6 separate regions of the Homo sapiens genome follow, and all the other regions are linked to region 4. Evidence: chromatin contacts called from ENCODE Hi-C or POLR2A ChIA-PET data. All regions are on one chromosome and are shown on one strand. Each heading gives the region's core, a stretch centred on a gene start or an enhancer-like site at or near the end of the contact. The rest is flanking DNA. Distances are from core to core; before and after follow the strand shown. Region 1 holds the start of CKAP2L (cytoskeleton associated protein 2 like). Region 2 overlaps FBLN7 (fibulin 7). Region 3 holds the start of SLC20A1 (solute carrier family 20 member 1). Region 4 holds the start of BCL2L11 (BCL2 like 11). Region 5 holds the start of ZC3H8 (zinc finger CCCH-type containing 8). Region 6 holds the start of SEPTIN10 (septin 10).

Region 1 (2,700 bases), core at 30-2,529, 1.6 Mb after region 4:
TGTTTTTTTACAGGGATGATGATTTTTACCCACAAACCCTTATATGGCTTCCTTTGTTGGTACTAAGGATAAAATACGCCCGGTCTGCTCACGGCAGACACCTATACTATGGTGACTTTCTACGCAAGCCATTTGTGAGGGGATGACAAGTCAATAATTTCTGCCTTCAAGAACTTTCAAACTAGTAGTGGAGATAAAATCAACACAGCAACAATTACAGTATAAGGTAAAATCTAAGGGCCATAAGAGACGAAAAGAAGTATGGGAGTTCAGAGGTAGGGCATAAATGAGGGGAGTAGGTGGCTAGAAAAGGTTAAAAGTAAATAATGATGTGAAGGAAGACAAAAAGACGACAGGGGTGCCAAACGACTCTTAACCTCATCTGAACGGAGTTGCCCTGTTTTGCTCTCTGATGCTCATGTATCTATCCTTAGAGACAGCTTGGCGGGCAATGTAGAGCGTAGGGGCTGACATAGGGGGTTGGAGTCCCACCTCCGTGACTTCTAGCAAATTAGCAAACTTTGCTGCTGCTAAGCCTATAAGGCGGACAGAAATGCCATCTTTAAAGCTTGTTATGTAAAGTGCCTAGGACCTCGTAGGCATCAACAGGAATAATGGATGAAACAAAACAACGGTGCGTATCTTGGAGAAAGTGGCATCTGAGCAGGAGTATTTTGAAAGGTAGGAAAGGGCTCCAAGCACATCTAAGAGATTAGGGAACGCAGAAGCCTTAGCCCTGGGTGCAGATTTAACCAATCAACTTCTAACCACCGCAGGCTGAGAGGTGTGGAGTGAGAGCCCCGCCAGAGGCAGGAGACCCGGGCTTCGGCCAGACCCCGCCTCCTGGCACAGAGGACCACGCCCGGCTCTGCCTGGAGCCAAATGTGGATCAAAACAGCGCGCAGCTTCCCACTGCTGGTGAAAACCCGAGCAAGGGGCCTCAGTTTCTTTATCCGGAACGTGGTGACAATGACATCTCTTTGCAAGGCTGCTGCAGGGCTTTCTGGAAATACGCCCGTGAGGTATCTGGGCCTGCGCACAGCCTCCCCCGCCCAGGACCCAGACGTCTACCTGGGGGTCCCGTCTGCGCTCCCGGGATGGAAAACGCCCAGGGGAAACTTAGGCAGGCGAGCGGACGGGCACCTCCCGCGGGACGAACTCACTCGGTGGCCTCCTACTTCCCCGGCCGTGTTCCAACGCCTGAGAATAACGGGAACAGCGGTCGTACTCACCGACAGCGGCAGCAGCGGTAGGCCCGGGCCCCACCATGACTCTTCAGTGACAGTTTTTCTTCAAACGCCGCGCCTGTAGCCAGGACCGGCGTGCCGCGCGTCCACGCGTCCTCATTGGCTCCTGCGGGTTTGAAACTCGCTAGTCGTCAGCACGGGAGGGCGGGACAACAGGCAATAGGCTCTTTGCGGTTGGCTCTGGCCTTGAGAACCCGACCTTGGGGCCCTTTGATTGGAAGAACGTGCAGCGCACCTCGGCATTGAGGGCGGCTTCCTCGGGGCGCGGCGCCGCCCGCCTCTGAGTGCGCCTGTGAGTGCGCCTCCGAGTGGGCGTGGGACCCTCCGTGGGGGCCTCAGCCGGGCTGGTGGTTGGGGGGCGGTTACGCTGAATCCAGCTGGGGTTGGCGCGCCGGGAGTCCCTGGGCGGAGAGACAGGGCGGTCCTCCCAGGATGCTGGGGCCGCTACCTGATTCTGTCCTTTCAAAGTCTCAGACTCACAGGAGCTGTGAAAAAATAATATTATAAAGAGGACATATGGGTCTTATGCATCTAAAGGCTCCTAGTTCTTAGTACTGCAGGGTGGCTCGTTTAATTGTGGTAAAATATGCATAACATCACATATACCATTTTAACCATTTTAAAGTGTTAAATTTTTCAAAAATGTGCAGTTTAGTGGTATTAAGTACCCTCACATTGTGGCACAGCCACCACTACTGTCCTTTCCAGAACTTTTTCATCTTCCCAAATGAAACCCTGTACCCGTCACTAACTCCGCACTCCTCCCTCCCCCAGCCCCAGGCAATCACCATTCTAGTTTCTGTCTCTATGGATTTGACAACTGTAGGTGCCATATAAGTAGAATCATGCAGTATTTGTTCTGTGACTGGCTTGTTTCACTTAGCATAAAGTATTCAAGGTTCATCCATGTGTAGCATGTGTCAGAATTTCCTTTCCTTTTAAGGGGGAATAGCATTTCGTTGTGTGGAGATGCCACATTTTGCTTCTTGGTCCATCCCTCTCCGGACACTTGAGTTGCTTCCACTTTTTGGCTATTGTGAATAATAATATGAACATGAATGCACAAATAACTCTTTGAGACTCTCCTTTTCATTCTTTTGGGTATATACCACGAAGTGGTATTGTTGGATCAAACGGCAATTCTATTTTTAATTTTTTGAGAAACTGCCTTACTCCTCTCACGGTGATCTCTTGTTCAAGGTATATTTTCGATTTCACCTGATCAGCTGACTATAAGGCCATAAGGCTAACGGAGAAACGCAGGCCTAGTTTCTCCTAGTTACTAGGAGATCGCAGGCCTCGTTGTCCTGAATCCCTAGACACACTTCATTCCCCTTGTTTTAATCCTAAATTTTTTTTCTTTTGAAGTTTGTCCTGTTTCATCTATTCTCCAGTTTCTTAAAGAGGTCTGGAAAATGCTTTTGGCTCCTTGTGTATGAAGGTTCCTCTTCCA
Region 2 (2,700 bases), core at 24-2,523, 1.1 Mb after region 4:
CCACAGCTCCATAGCTCCTGGGTGAAGGACCCGTGGCTGGGAAAGGTCATCTAGGTGGCCTCTGCAAGAGGGCAGGTGGGCAGCCGGGTCAGAGCAGCTCTTCATGAGACTCCCCAAGGCTGACTGCCTCCATTTTGCCTCTCCGCTCCAGCCAGTGTGAGCGGAACCCCTGCCCCATGGACAGCAGGCCCTGCCGCCATCTGCCCAAGACCATCTCCTTCCATTACCTCTCTCTGCCTTCCAACCTGAAGACGCCCATCACGCTCTTCCGCATGGCCACAGCCTCTGCCCCCGGCCGAGCTGGGCCCAACAGCCTGCGGTTTGGGATCGTGGGTGGGAACAGCCGCGGCCACTTTGTGATGCAGCGTTCAGACCGGCAGACTGGGGATCTGATCCTTGTGCAGAACCTGGAGGGGCCTCAGACGCTGGAGGTGGACGTCGACATGTCGGAATACCTGGACCGCTCCTTCCAGGCCAACCACGTGTCCAAGGTCACCATCTTTGTATCCCCCTATGACTTCTGAGGGTACACAGGGGCACTGGGGTGTGGAGAGCTGACCTCATTTCTCTTCCCCGAAGGCTCAGCTTCGGGCACCGACTGCGTGGAGCCTCCCGCCTGTTCCCGCCCTCTCACCAGTGCACCCAGGCTTCTAGGGCAGCGTTGCACGGCGCCCCATGGAATAGCACGGAAGAGCAGCCACAAAACTCAACTGCTGCCATCACTCTTTTTTTTTTTCTGCTTTGAGGCCCTTCCCTTAGATTATGCACTAACTTTCTTAAAACTTTTTCATCCAGGGGATGGGTGGCTTTCCAAAATGCTGTGCAAATGGCCTTGTGAGTTTGAACTAGCTGGGGAGAGAAAAGGTGGCAATGTGTGTCAGGTGACTATCAGCCCTTCTGCCTTTTTGTAGCCAGGCTTGCTATGAATGAAACGGTTCTAGTCGTGCGGGGGGCCCTAGTCATGCCTCTGCGCATGTGGCATAGGAAGTGGAGTCTCCTCCCATGACCCAGCACGTTGTTCTTATCTGCCTTTTCCTCTGTGACATGCCTGCCTGCCTGCCTTCTCATCAGAGAGTCACAGGAGGGCCTTAAACCCCACGCAGATCCTTCTAGACCAAGGACCCATTGTTAAAAGCATGGATTCTGCCTGAGTTACTTCCCTTTTGAGAAATCATATCTCAAATACATAACCTGGTAATATAACTGAAAAAATAAAAGTGATTGCTCCTTCCTGCCCGCCTGACTTCTACCTGAGCATGAGACAGCCCACTTCCTTCTAGGAGGGGGTGGCTGACTCTCTTCCTGTCTGGGTTGGATACACTGGAATAAATGAGTCAGAGAACACAGAGGTGATGTTTGGGACTGTTCCACATTATAAATTTGTTTTGACCACATGGGAGATTGGTAAGGACAATACCTGGCCGTGGAGAGTTTAGGAAAATGCTTGAGTTGTCATAGATTCCATGGCCTTTTGTTTCTGATGAATTCACTACAGGGTGACGCCCTCCAGGTGATCAAAGAGAGAAAACACTGGCCAGAGCTGAGTGGGGTGTGGTAGGATGGGGTATGGGGTAGGGTGGGGAAGATCATTCAAGCTAAAACTTAAGAGGTAGCGAAGCTGTAAGAAAGTTTCATTATCTAATTACATGTCAAGCTGCTGGTGAGATTTCCTCACACATATTTTATTTAAATCTTTGTATTTGCCCTGGTATGAGATGGAGCCAGAAGTGTGTCACTAGTTCAATGATCAAGCCCTACATCAAGATGGTTTCTAAGATGGTTTATTCTTGTACTGTTGTTTGGACAAAGGTTGAGACACAGTCAAGAGTTGCTTTTGAAATGTTTCTTCTCCCATGGGCTCAGCTGCGATCTCTAACAACAGAAAAAGGACATGCAAACTAAAGTTACAAGACTTCATTAAAACATTATCCACAGCCTTATGTTTCTAAATGTAGCTATGCTGGGCCAGAAGCCTGCACACCACCCAGTCCCATGTGCACAACACCAGGCGGAAGAGTCTAAGGGCCTGGCCAGGTTCCTGAATGGGAGATGTCACAGCTGTGGGCTAGGGACAGCCCACACATCACACACATCATATGTGAGATATGATGACATATGATGTGGGATATATGTGGGATATATTGAGATATGATGTGTTCAGGGGGACAAGCCTCTCACATGCCAGAAGGTGGGGAGTGTTTGGGGAGTCTCCAGAGCAGGTGCCCTCTAAACTGGTATATGATAGGGCTTTGATGCCAAACAGCCCAGTTTAAAGCAACAATTTCCATCACCAAGATCTGCCGTCATCAAACCTGCTTCCCACTGATGAAATCACGCACCCAGCCCCGGTGCCCACAGCACCAAAGTACAAATGGCTGACTGCTTAGGATGTGGATGATGGCTGTGGACAATGATGGCTGGGCACTTCTTGTGGATGATGTGGATGATGGGTCTTTTGTGGATAATGGCTGGGCACTTCTCCCTGTGGAGTGTCTTGTTCTCTATATGCTCTCTCCTCACTCTCCTCTATGGAATCAACTTTTCTTTTGTCCTTTCAGAGCTCCACTCTGTACTAAGAGTAACTACTGGTTAACCAGAATTCATTTGCACCCCTTTCCAGGTAATATAGTTTCATATTATTTGAGGGAGGGGCTTTAAGACTTTTTATCATGCAAAGTTGCAAACATATGCAAAAGTAGA
Region 3 (2,700 bases), core at 23-2,522, 1.5 Mb after region 4:
GATGGCAAAAATGTGGGGAGGGCTTCAGAGCATTCTAAGCCTGGTATTTCTGGCTGGAATTTTTAAATCTCACTACAATCCTGACAAGAGACCACGACCTTAATCTCCCACGGCATGACTGGTTAGTCTTGATCGTAAGCCATATAATCAACACCCAAATGTGCATAACACATCTAAATAATGTCAAAACTACACTATATACCACGCAGGGGACCAGAAATCAATCTTTACCTCAAAAGGATAAGCTTCCAGGATGCAATAACATCCCCTTCCACCCTTTTCTACACCCTAAAACAGTAATATTCACGGTAACAGCAAAGCGGAAATCAGCTTTTCCTGAACATGTACTGAATTCTAGTCACATTCACACACGTTAATTCATTTAATTCCAGCCACAAGGTAGGCAGCCTCTGTTAACATTTTACAATTGTGAGAACGCAGAGATCTGGGACTGGCTCAAGGTGACACACTGCAGCAAGGAGTCAGAATTTGAATCCGAAGCAGTGTCCTTCCCCCTCGCAACAGCTGCGGCGTTACAAACACAGGTCAGCCACGGAGAAATTAATGACCCACAGCCATCCTTGCAGCTCTGCGCCATAACTGGGGAGACAAGCTGGTTCCCGTGACTCTTCAGTCTGTTTTCACCCAAGTGCATGACTGCGGGAGCAAAGCGACCACGTGAGCATCCCCCCCCCACCCCCCCGCTTCCCCCAGGCGAGGGACAGTGCCAGGCCAAGGACAAGTCACAGGTGCAACAACGTGCCAGAACTGGATCCGGAGCCCCAGGGCGCAAGATCTCCCGCAGCGTCACCCGGCAGAGGGACGGGTGTGGCCACCGGGCGCGGCAGGTCCTGCGTGCGCTGAAAGTGCGGCTGGAGGCGCGGACGGCTTTCCGGAGCCCCGAGAGAGGAGCTAGGAATGACTTTGGTCGCAGCCTCTGTAACCCCGCATGACGGCCTCTAGGGGGACAGCGAGGTCCCCCTCGATCTCTGGCTGTAATCAGCCGGCGGGGCCAGACGGTGCCGAGACTCCAGGGCGAGGCCGCAGGGAGGGGGCTGTCCCGCCCCACGTGGACCGGCTCCCCGCTGGGGGCGTGGCCGCCGAAGCGGGCCGGGCCAATGAGCGCCACCGTCGGGCTCACCCGGCTGGGCACGCCGGGCCGAGGAGGGCTGCGTCATGCCGGGGGCGGGGCTTCGGGGCCGGCGCGAGGCGCGGCGGGGTCACGCGGGTCGCTGCGCGGGCTATAAGTAGGGGCCGGCGGGGTGCTCCGCTGGAGTGATGGCTGCCGGCGCTCTCTGCGTGGTTCTTCTTCTCGGCCGCTGAAACCCCCGCGGCTGCTTCCTGGGAAGGTCGTGAGTCCCGCTGAGCTGTCCCCGGTGCCGCCGACCCGGGCCGTGTGCCCGTGGCTCCAGCCGCTGTCGCCTCGATCTCCTCGTCTCCCGCTCCGCCCTCCCTTTTCCCTGGTGAGTAGTGGCGCCGCCTCGTAAAGGCTCTTTCTTCTCCCCGGGGCCGGGCGCGGACGCCGTGGCGCTGGAGGCGGACGCCGTGGGCGGCGCGGCTGGCTTCTCTCTTCGCCGCTGGCCGCCTCCACTCCGCCCGTCTGCCCGCCCGCGGGCCTTTTTGGCGGTCCCCGGGCGGCGCGCGCGGGAACGGCCCTTTTCCGATTTTCGCGCGGAGGGCGCGCGCGGGCTGGCAGCGCAGGGGCTGGGCTGGGCGCGCGCGGGCCGCGGAGGACCCGGAGCCACGTGCCTCTCCTTCTCGCGCGTCCTACTGGGGATGGGGGTCTGGAGTAGCCGGCAGAGGCTATTGCGGGACCCCGGGCGCGTGGGTAGAGCGGGGTGCCCCACTGGCCCCCCAGGGGCACGCAGCTATTGTTATTTCCCCCCTCCCCCGCAGGATGAACTTGCGTCCTTTCTCTTCTCCGCCATGGAATTCTGCTCCGTGCTTTTAGCCCTCCTGAGCCAAAGAAACCCCAGACAACAGATGCCCATACGCAGCGTATAGCAGTAACTCCCCAGCTCGGTTTCTGTGCCGTAGTTTACAGTATTTAATTTTATATAATATATATTATTTATTATAGCATTTTTGATACCTCATATTCTGTTTACACATCTTGAAAGGCGCTCAGTAGTTCTCTTACTAAACAACCACTACTCCAGAGAATGGCAACGCTGATTACCAGTACTACAGCTGCTACCGCCGCTTCTGGTCCTTTGGTGGACTACCTATGGATGCTCATCCTGGGCTTCATTATTGCATTTGTCTTGGCATTCTCCGTGGGAGCCAATGATGTAGCAAATTCTTTTGGTACAGCTGTGGGCTCAGGTGTAGTGACCCTGAAGCAAGCCTGCATCCTAGCTAGCATCTTTGAAACAGTGGGCTCTGTCTTACTGGGGGCCAAAGTGAGCGAAACCATCCGGAAGGGCTTGATTGACGTGGAGATGTACAACTCGACTCAAGGGCTGCTGATGGCCGGCTCAGTCAGTGCTATGTTTGGTAAGTTCTTTTTATGTTTTGTCCTCTTCGTGGTGGGTGAGCAAATTTGTATCATGGGTGGTTCCATTTTTGTGCATAACCTTTCCGATTAACCTTTCTGAATGTGCCACTTACATAATGGAATTTTGATATTTACTTAATAAAACTTTACTATGTTTCAGGTTCTGCTGTGTGGCAACTCGTGGCTTCGTTTTTGAAGCTCCC
Region 4 (2,700 bases), core at 77-2,576:
CCCTGCCGGCTGCGGTGGTGTGTAGGGTGGTCCCTTTACAGAGTTTCCTTAATCCATCTAGCCTGACCTCACCTGCGGGATGTTCCATTTCCCGATCCACCTCCCACACCCCCGCTGCAGTTGTCTAGAAGCTGGGGCTGGGGAACTGAGGCGCGGGAGGAGCAGACAGGAGGGCCGGGGTTGGGGCGCCAGCCACGCGTTGGGAGAGCAGACCCGGGTGCAGACTCAGAGGACTGGAGAGGCGGCATGGAGTTTGGTCTCCTGGGAGGTAGAGTGAGGTGCTGCGGACTCCAGGGAGGAAAGGGATGGGTGGGGAGGCGGGAGGGGAGGAGGGACGGGGTATTTTGCGCTCCCGCACCGCGGCCCGAACTCAGCTGTTCTGCCTTCACTGGCCTCAGCCAGTCGAGGGAGCTCCTACGAGGTTATCTGCGAGCCCAGCAAATCTTGGGGGTCCTAGCCAAATGCAGTGCGCAACGTTCTCTCTCACTTGGAGGCCGCCATTCACCTCGTTTTTTTTTTTCCTAAAAGGATTTTTTTTTCTGAGTGCTTTTTTCATTTCCCTATTTTACCTGCTTTGCACATGCCTCCCGCCCTCACCCGGGAGGCGGCGAAGACGCCCACTGGGACCGCGCCTGGCCGTTTTCTGGGCGCGTCCTGCCCCCACGGCCTCTGTCTCTTAGGGCGACTGGGCGCGGAAGAAAAGCTGGAGAGCCCCTGCGGGGTGGCAGGAGGAGGGTGCCTGAGTCCCGCGAGAGGCCCGGGCGAGGAAGATGCGCAGCCTGCTGATCCGCGTCCCGCCCGGCGCCAGGGACCCTCAGAGGGAGGAGAGCTCAAAGACCTCGCCCCGCGCCTTCGCGAGGACCAACCCAGTCCCCGCGCCTGCCCCAGAGCGGCTTAGAAACTCAGGGCACAGTGAGAGCGCAGGGCGCCTCCCGAGGCTTCACACCGCCGGCCGGGCCAGCGGAGGCTGTGACCGGAGCGCCCCCTCTGTGCCGCGCACGCCGCGGCCGCCGCCGGGTTGGGGTAGGTGAGCGGGAGGCTAGGGTACACTTCGGGGTGGGGGATGGGCGCGCACATGGCCGCCAGCAGGCAGAGTTACTCCGGTAAACACGCCAGGGACGGCGGCGCGCGCGGGAGGCAACCCAGCGGGGCAACCCCCGCCTTTACCTGTCCGAGCCTGCACGCGCCGGCGGCCGCGGCGCCGAGGGGGGCGGAGCTTGCCAGCCCGCGCGCCGGGGCGGGACCTAGCGGGGGCGGGGTCCGCAGTGATTGGGCGTAGGAGCGGGGCCGCCAGCCAGAGCTGGGCTGCAGGGCCGCGCAGGTTTCACTTCGCTCCGCGCAGCCGCCTGGTCTGCAGTTTGTTGGAGCTCTGCGTCCAGCGCCGCTGCCGCTGCCGCCGCCGCCGCCGCCGCCGCCGCCGCCGCCGCCGCCGCCACTACCACCACTTGATTCTTGCAGCCACCCTGCGAACCCTGCCACACTGCGATCGCATCATCGCGGTATTCGGTTCGCTGCGTTCCCGCCGCCACCGCCTCGGCGCCCTTTCTTGGCCCTTGTTCCCCCAAATGTCTGACTCTGACTCTCGGACTGAGAAACGCAAGGTAAATACCTCCAAATCCCGGGGCGCGGGCCTGGCACCGAAGGAAGACTAGCGCTGGAGCCCGAACGGCACCACCTACTGCCCGCTTCCCGTGCACGTGCGAGCGGAGACGCTTGCATCGGCGCCGCTTGTCGCCGGCGGGAGGTGGGGATCCGTGTGGATCGGGTTCCCTCTCGGGCAGGTTCTCTTTAAAGAAAAGTCGTTCACGCGGAACCTGCAGGCTCTTGGCCGAAGTGCGGCTTGGGACGGGATGCTGCGCGCGGGCCTGGTGAAGGGTCGTAGGTCCGGGCAGGAGGAGAGGCAGCGCGTGCCTTTCGGCGCCGGCCCGGGAGCTGAGGACCTGCTCGTAGTATCGGGCTGTGCGCCCAGCTGGAAAGTCTCGCCGCCGGCTCCGGCGCCCTCAGAGTAGCGGCCGCGCAGTGTGAGGGTGTTTCGTGTCTTGGTTTTTTGGGGCGCGTGGGCCTGTTGCGGAGGATTTGCGGAACTGCGGTGGTGATTTAACTGACGAGACACGGCTTTTCCTTTTACTCATTCAGGCCAAGGTTTCGGGGCCACTGCTGCGTTCGCTTTCTCAAGCGTACCTGGGGCCCCTGCTTGCTCTGCAGGAGTCCTGCGGCCTGTGCCATCCGCACGATTCCCTGGCAGCGAGAAATCTAGGTCCTCCCCTGACCACCTGGACCGCGCAGGGGACTAGTCGCGGCCGGCAGAACCTGCTCGGTCCCTGGGCCGGGCTATCTTAGCGGCTCACGCATGCCCGAGCACACCCGACCCGGTTCGCGGTGCAGGCTGGCGGCGCCGTGCCCTCTGGGACCTGTTGCCCCAGGGTTGGCGCTGCTGGTGGAGGGCCCGACGGACGCCAGGGCGGAGGGTGTGAATTTACTCGATGGTCGCGGACGTGCGCGTCCGCGGCCAGGGGTGGCTCTTCGGCTTTGACTCGTGTCTGCGGCGCACCAGGAGAGAGAGGAAGTTGTTGGAGGAGAATAGTTGCCACAGCCAGGGCGGTGACGGCCGTTAGGGTCTGCCCCCGACGGGCCAAAACAAGGACAAGTGGCGAGGACTGGGCCTGGGGATGGCCCTGCGGGTCCGGGCGCGGCGCAAGT
Region 5 (2,700 bases), core at 138-2,637, 1.1 Mb after region 4:
AATTCCAAGTGTCTTTTATGTATTGCAGTCAAGTTTTGGGGAATGGAGCTTGTGTCCAACACACTTTGAAACTGATAGCTGCTGTTCGGATTTTTAAATGTTGCTATTATCTTTTTTTTGTGTGATGAATTCTTATGTATTTTATAACATATCAATTAGTACCAGTTATTTTTCTTAGTAAATTATATCATCTGCAAGTAATTAGTGTATCTGTCTCTTTCCAATATTTATAGGGCTTATTTTAAAATTTTAGTCATTTTGCATGAGAAGCTTGGTGATAAAATCATGGATCCTGGACATAGCTCTTCCACTTACACTGTGCAATCTCGGCAGGTTATTTAGCCTCTCCGTGCCTCAGTTTTCCCATCTGTAAAACGAGGACGGCATCATCTTCTCTTTAAGTTTGTTTTGAGGATTAAGTGATTTATTTCATGTAAAGCACAAGGTAAAGCTCTGGATGATCAGTTAAGGTAAAATTTGAGATAGAGTGAACAGCTGACCAATATCGAATGGTAAAATCAATCACAACTGGAAATATATCTCAGTTGAGGGAAATAAAAGACGTAGGTTTAAGAACAAAGATGGTGGTTTTTAGCATTTCAAATCACTAGACACTGCTCCAAAAATATAATCTACAAATTAGGGCCATCTGACCAAGAGTCTCACTTGCTTTTCCAACCTAATGGAAATATTAAGTCCAAATGACGTCTGTTGCTTTATTGTGGTCTTTAGGGTCTTTCCATGCAAATCAGTGGACTAATGGCAGAGTATTGCCTATTCTTTACCTTTCAATAAACTTGTGGTTTCATCCTTTCTACAGAAAAGAACCTAGGAGGTGTCAGTGAAAAAGGTCACATCAGTGTCCTCTGGGAGTTTACGGTCTCGTGGAAACAGGCAACAACGGTAAAGACAGACGCTACGGGACCACAGAGGCGGGCTCCTCACCCGCTGCTGTGCAGAGAAAGGGGCGCATCCCGGAGCCTTCTCGCCTCCACCCCGCTCCCCCGCCCAGGCTCTCGACAGCCCCGGCCCTGACGGCCTAAGCCTGAGCCCCGCGTTCAGCTTCTGCTCCCACCCGGACCCCGCACGACCTCTATAGGTCAGACGGTGGCGCCCGGCCGGCCCACGTGCTCCCCACGGGCCCTCGCGACGCGGCCCGGACGTGGCCCCGGACTGCCTCCAATCCAGAAGAAACTAAGAGGCGGAGTCCCGCTGAGCCCCTGCATTCAAAAGATGAAAAGATATGGGATCACCTTTCGTCAGAGTCCGTGGCCGTTTTGCCGAGGGCCGGGTTGGGGGGTTTTGAGAAAAGATTCTCAAAATCCATGACCCAGACAGGTCCTCCCTTTCGCGAGCCGGGAAGCTACAGAGTAACAACCCGAGAGAGTGACAACCCGGACGCGACGAGACGGACCCAGAGCCGCGCCAGGGCCACAGGCTCCGCCCCGCGCAGCCTCACCTGCCCCGCGCATGCGCTGCACCGCCCTCCGCGACTCTGGGCAGGCCGGGTCTCTCCCTGCCTCCTTCGCCTCGGCTCTGCGCAGGCGCCGCCGTGGTTGCCCTTCTGTAAGCTTTTTCGTCCTTTACCTCAGATAGTAGAATTTTGTTTATTTTATTTATTTATTTGTTTGTTTGTTTGTTTATTTAAAGACAGAGTCAAGCTCTGTCGTCCAGGCTGGACTGCAGTGGCGTGATCTCGGCTCACTGCAACCTCCGCCTCCCGGGTTCAAGCAAGTCTCCTGCTTCAGCCTCCTGAGTAGCTGGGACTACAGGTGTCTGCCACCACGCCCAGCTAATTTTTGTATTTTTAGTAGAGACGGGATTTCACCATGTTGGCCAGGATGGTCTCGATCTCTTGATCTCGTGATCCGCCCGCCCCAGCCTTCCAAAGTGCTGGGATTACAGGCGTGAGCCACCGCGCCCGGCCCCAGCCCAGAATTTTTAAAATTAGTTGTTAGGATTCTGCTTTCACCTTGGTGAAAACTCTTCCATCAAAATCACAGTATTTCTAAGGGATGGTAGTAACAGCTAACATTTATCTGAGCACTCCACTACTATTCCTTAGAAATAGCGTTTCACATGTTAGCTAACTTAATCCTCACAACAGCCCTGTAAAAGATGTTCTATTACCATTCACAGTTTTGAAATGAATAAACAGATGTGTAGTCAGGTAATGTAACTTGTAGGGTCTCTACAATTGAATGGGAATTAAAATGAATACACAAGTAACCTCAAGACAGAAAAGTCCGTTAAAAAGTACCAAATACTAAGAGAATTCAGAAGAGGGAAAAAATTGCATCCAGTTGGGAAGGCTTCTTGAGAAGGGAGTATTTGAGCTGGGTCTTGAGATATTTCCATAGGAAAAGAGGAAGTGGGCATTCCAAGTAGAGAGAATTGTATGAAGGCAGGAAAATAGAGCATGCTGTTGCAGAACAGGAAATTGCTCAGTTTTGCTCAATGTAATGCCATTTAAGGGACCTGTAGAAAGGAAGGCTCAAACCCTAGGTTGGGCCAGTGATAGAGAACCTGACTTGCTTCTGTAAGTGAAGGGAGTGTTTGATTCTTGGCATGAATCAGGATCCCTTTACCGATTAGTGAAGGGAACTATTTGAAGCCAGACATCTTCCCCAGGGAAATTCTACTTTCCCATGTTGTTTATATTGTAGGCCATCACCTATGGAACATGAATCATTACTAAAA
Region 6 (2,700 bases), core at 72-2,571, 1.5 Mb before region 4:
GATACGTAATCTATGAATCAAAGAATTTATAAAACACATTTTCCTCACCAGGACCCCTCAATTTTCCCTCACTCACACATGCACACAAACACAGCAACTGAGACAAGGGGGTCCAGACAGAAAATTTGAGATTTTTAAAAAATACGCGATAGAATGAAAAGAGACCTGGGCTGAATCAGGGAGAAAAATCTTTGTCCAGGTTCTATAAAACAAACCAACGGTGTCACTTTGGACGGATCCTCTAATCTCTCAGCCTGCAATCTGAACTGTTTCTACAATTTAAACTTCTCATGTAGGAGGTTGCTTAGTAGAGTGGTTCTCAAACTTTTTGGTCTCCAGCCTCCAAAGAGCTTTTGTTTACACAGATGAAAACCACCAATGTTTACTATCAAAAATTAAAAGGGAGAATTTGTTTTTAAGAATACACAGGCATCGGGCCTCCAAACGGCGGTGAGATCACTCCATACCATGTAGCCTTTGGAAAACTCGATGTACACGACCTTGGTACTATTAACGAAAATAGTTGTAACCACACTTGGAAAACCGCTGGCTTACTAACAAGCGAGATAAATCTACAAAAGTAACTGGAAAGGTTCAAAACAGTGAACAAACGCGTTCTTTTAGAGTACAAAAGAGTCAAGGCGGGAAAAAAACGGTTTAAAATCCCAATGGAGGAAAACTTGGACGACCACACCATCGGATAAAACGGGAGAGCTTTTGAAAAGCCAGGGGAGCCGGGCTTTCTCCCGGCGGCAGGGAGGCTCGGAAGTGCTCACGGCTGCAAAAGATGACCGCTATTCAATCAGTCCGCACTGCGCCTTCAACTCCGTTATAGCCGTAAGAGACCCACAAACACCGCTGTGGATGTAACTTTTGGCAAAGACCGGGAAGTCGTTCAAGAACTCTCCCACCGTCCCGACGCTGGCGCCGCGCCCCGCGAACCGGGGTCCGGCCGCGCCCAGGCTCCGCAGAGGCTCCTCTCCCGCCCCAGGCGCCCGGCCGCCGCGGAAGCCGGGGAGCACTGGGCGGGCGGGGCCGGAGGGGGCGCGGGTCACAATCCCGGGCCGGACCAGGGGGCCGGTGGGTCGAGGGCGGGAAGTCCCGCGGGGGCCGGGGAGCGCGGGGCTGGGGCCCCGGCGTCGGCGGGACTCACCAGGTGCCGCGCCACCTCGGAGGAGGCCATGGTCGCGGGCAGGGGCACGGTGAAGCGGCTGTATCAGCCCGGCCCCGAGCGGCTGGTCCCGGCGACGGCGGCGGGAAGGCCGGAGGGCAGAAGCAACGGGCGGGGCGCGAGGCTAGGCTGCCTCCGCGACGGGGAAGGGACAGGGGCGGGGCCGAGCTGGAGGCCTCCGGGGGCGGGGTTGGGGCGGACGCCCTGTGGTGCGCGCTGAGCGTTTTGCCTGCGCCAAGCGAGCCCCTCACAGGAGCTACCCTCGACGCCTGAGGACTGAGCGTCAGCGTTGGGGCGGGCTGAAGGAGAGCTGGGACTCCAGGAAGACGGCGCGAGGAATGCAGGCGGGAACTGCGGAGCAGTGATTGCGGCCCTCGCGAGGCCGGAAGTGGGCGGGCCTTGAGGCGAGGCCGCCCTAGGTAGGTGTGGCCGAGACAGCGGGGAGCGGAAGTGGGCGTGGCCTGGTGGCGTGGGCGCGGGGCGGGGGTGCGGGGGGCGTGTCCGCCCGGGCGCGGCCCAGTGAGGCGGTGGCCGAGTCCTCTGGCCTCAGACGCGTAGGCTGGCAGCCCGCTGAGCCCGCCAGACTCCGCCGCCGTCGGGAGCCGGCCGCTGGGAGCCCGTCGCTATGGGACCGCGCTGAGCCGCCCGCTGGCGGGGGAGCAGCGCGGTCGAGGATGGAGGGGCCGGCAGAGTGGGGCCCCGAGGCGGCGCTGGGCCCCGAGGCGGTGCTGCGCTTCCTGGCGGAGCGCGGGGGCCGGGCCCTGCACGCCGAGCTGGTGCAGCACTTCAGGGGCGCCCTAGGCGGCGAACCGGAGCAGCGCGCCCGCGCCCGCGCGCACTTCAAGGAGCTGGTGAACGCCGTGGCCACTGTGCGCGTCGATCCCGCCGACGGCGCCAAGTACGTGCACCTCAAGAAGAGGTTCTGTGAAGGGCCGTCCGAGCCCTCCGGGGACCCGCCGCGAATCCAGGTGACCGCCGAGCCCGAGGCCCCCGACGGCCCTGCCGGGCCCGAGGCGCGCGATCGGCTCCCCGACGCGGCGGCCCCGGAGTCGCTCCCTGGACAGGGCCGCGAGCTGGGCGAGGGAGAGCCCCCCGCCCCCGCGCACTGGCCGCCCCTGAGCGCCGGGGCTCGCAGGAAGAACTCGCGGCGCGACGTGCAGCCCCTACCGCGGACTCCAGCCCCGGGGCCCAGCGAGGACCTGGAGCTCCCGCCACATGGCTGCGAGGAGGCGGACAGGGGCAGCTCCCTTGTGGGGGCTACCGCACAGAGGCCGGCCCGCCAGAACCTCCGTGACCTGGTGATGGGCAGCTCCCCGCAGCTGAAGAGGAGCGTGTGTCCCGGGGGCAGCAGCCCGGGCAGCTCCTCCGGGGGAGGACGCGGCAGAGGCGGGGGCGACTCAGACAGCGCATCGGTGGCCTCGTCGTCCGCGGAGGAGGAGAGCAGCGGCGGAGGCTCCGTGACGCTGGACCCCCTGGAGCACGCGTGGATGCTCTCTGCCTCCGATGGCAAGTGGGACAGCCTGGAGGGC

Evidence for each region. Hi-C counts contacts between places; a loop is a spot of excess contacts on that map. ChIA-PET counts read pairs that join two places held with the same protein, here RNA polymerase II (POLR2A). Pooled maps may share reads with other maps.
Region 1: a map of naive thymus-derived CD4-positive, alpha-beta T cell shows a loop between it and region 4 (14-fold over the local background). The contact joins the promoter of CKAP2L here to the promoter of BCL2L11 in region 4. A Hi-C loop is called at or near these places in 2 of 168 maps with a recorded cell type or tissue (CD4-positive, alpha-beta memory T cell and naive thymus-derived CD4-positive, alpha-beta T cell) and 6 of 50 pooled maps.
Region 2: a loop to region 4 is called in a map of naive thymus-derived CD4-positive, alpha-beta T cell, with 19 times the contacts of the local background. The contact joins the enhancer-like site here to the promoter of BCL2L11 in region 4. A Hi-C loop is called at or near these places in 2 of 168 maps with a recorded cell type or tissue (CD4-positive, alpha-beta memory T cell and naive thymus-derived CD4-positive, alpha-beta T cell) and 5 of 50 pooled maps.
Region 3: a loop to region 4 is called in a map of CD8-positive, alpha-beta T cell, with 18 times the contacts of the local background. The contact joins the promoter of SLC20A1 here to the promoter of BCL2L11 in region 4. A Hi-C loop is called at or near these places in 3 of 168 maps with a recorded cell type or tissue (CD8-positive, alpha-beta T cell, ascending aorta and naive thymus-derived CD4-positive, alpha-beta T cell) and 14 of 50 pooled maps.
Region 5: a loop to region 4 is called in a pooled map, with 6 times the contacts of the local background. The contact joins the promoter of ZC3H8 here to the promoter of BCL2L11 in region 4. A Hi-C loop is called at or near these places in 1 of 37 single-sample maps with no recorded cell type and 6 of 50 pooled maps. POLR2A ChIA-PET finds 5 or more read pairs at or near these places in 1 of 52 experiments (activated CD4-positive, alpha-beta T cell).
Region 6: a pooled map shows a loop between it and region 4 (4-fold over the local background). The contact joins the promoter of SEPTIN10 here to the promoter of BCL2L11 in region 4. A Hi-C loop is called at or near these places in 6 of 50 pooled maps. POLR2A ChIA-PET finds 5 or more read pairs at or near these places in 2 of 52 experiments (PC-3 and activated CD4-positive, alpha-beta T cell).

What each region holds. Positions count from the first base shown.
Region 1 is chr2:112,763,330-112,766,029 of GRCh38, forward strand. It overlaps CKAP2L (cytoskeleton associated protein 2 like), which reads right to left and starts at 1,280. Exons shown (of 9, transcript NM_152515.5): 1 at 1,233-1,280. The coding sequence starts at 1,269. RefSeq lists an enhancer at 910-1,049 and a silencer at 1,500-1,659.
Region 2 is chr2:112,186,983-112,189,682 of GRCh38, forward strand. It overlaps FBLN7 (fibulin 7), which reads left to right. Exons shown (of 8, transcript NM_153214.3): 8 at 152-1,236. The coding sequence ends at 524. Among named protein-coding and RNA genes, the nearest start is that of FBLN7, 50 kb to the left of the region's middle. Within about 2 kb of position 1,274, at least 6 of the 41 ENCODE cell types and tissues checked have a DNase peak (open chromatin) inside an H3K27ac peak, as active enhancers do.
Region 3 is chr2:112,644,667-112,647,366 of GRCh38, forward strand. SLC20A1 (solute carrier family 20 member 1) reads left to right here and starts at 1,273. Exons shown (of 11, transcript NM_005415.5): 1 at 1,273-1,463; 2 at 1,897-2,496; 3 at 2,658-2,700. The coding sequence starts at 2,163. RefSeq lists silencers at 935-1,764, 2,226-2,520.
Region 4 is chr2:111,119,588-111,122,287 of GRCh38, forward strand. BCL2L11 (BCL2 like 11) reads left to right here and starts at 1,327. Exons shown (of 4, transcript NM_138621.5): 1 at 1,327-1,601. RefSeq lists enhancers at 532-611, 1,762-1,881 and silencers at 892-1,431, 1,765-2,059.
Region 5 is chr2:112,253,655-112,256,354 of GRCh38, forward strand. ZC3H8 (zinc finger CCCH-type containing 8) reads right to left here and starts at 1,388. Exons shown (of 9, transcript NM_032494.3): 1 at 1,254-1,388. The coding sequence starts at 1,327. RefSeq lists a silencer at 1,361-1,570.
Region 6 is chr2:109,612,645-109,615,344 of GRCh38, forward strand. SEPTIN10 (septin 10) reads right to left here and starts at 1,322. Exons shown (of 11, transcript NM_144710.5): 1 at 1,154-1,322. The coding sequence starts at 1,183. It overlaps SOWAHC (sosondowah ankyrin repeat domain family member C), which reads left to right and starts at 1,720. Exons shown (of 1, transcript NM_023016.4): 1 at 1,720-2,700. The coding sequence starts at 1,846. It also overlaps a transcript of RANBP2 not described here. RefSeq lists an enhancer at 212-1,121 and silencers at 974-1,063, 1,094-1,343, 1,604-1,773.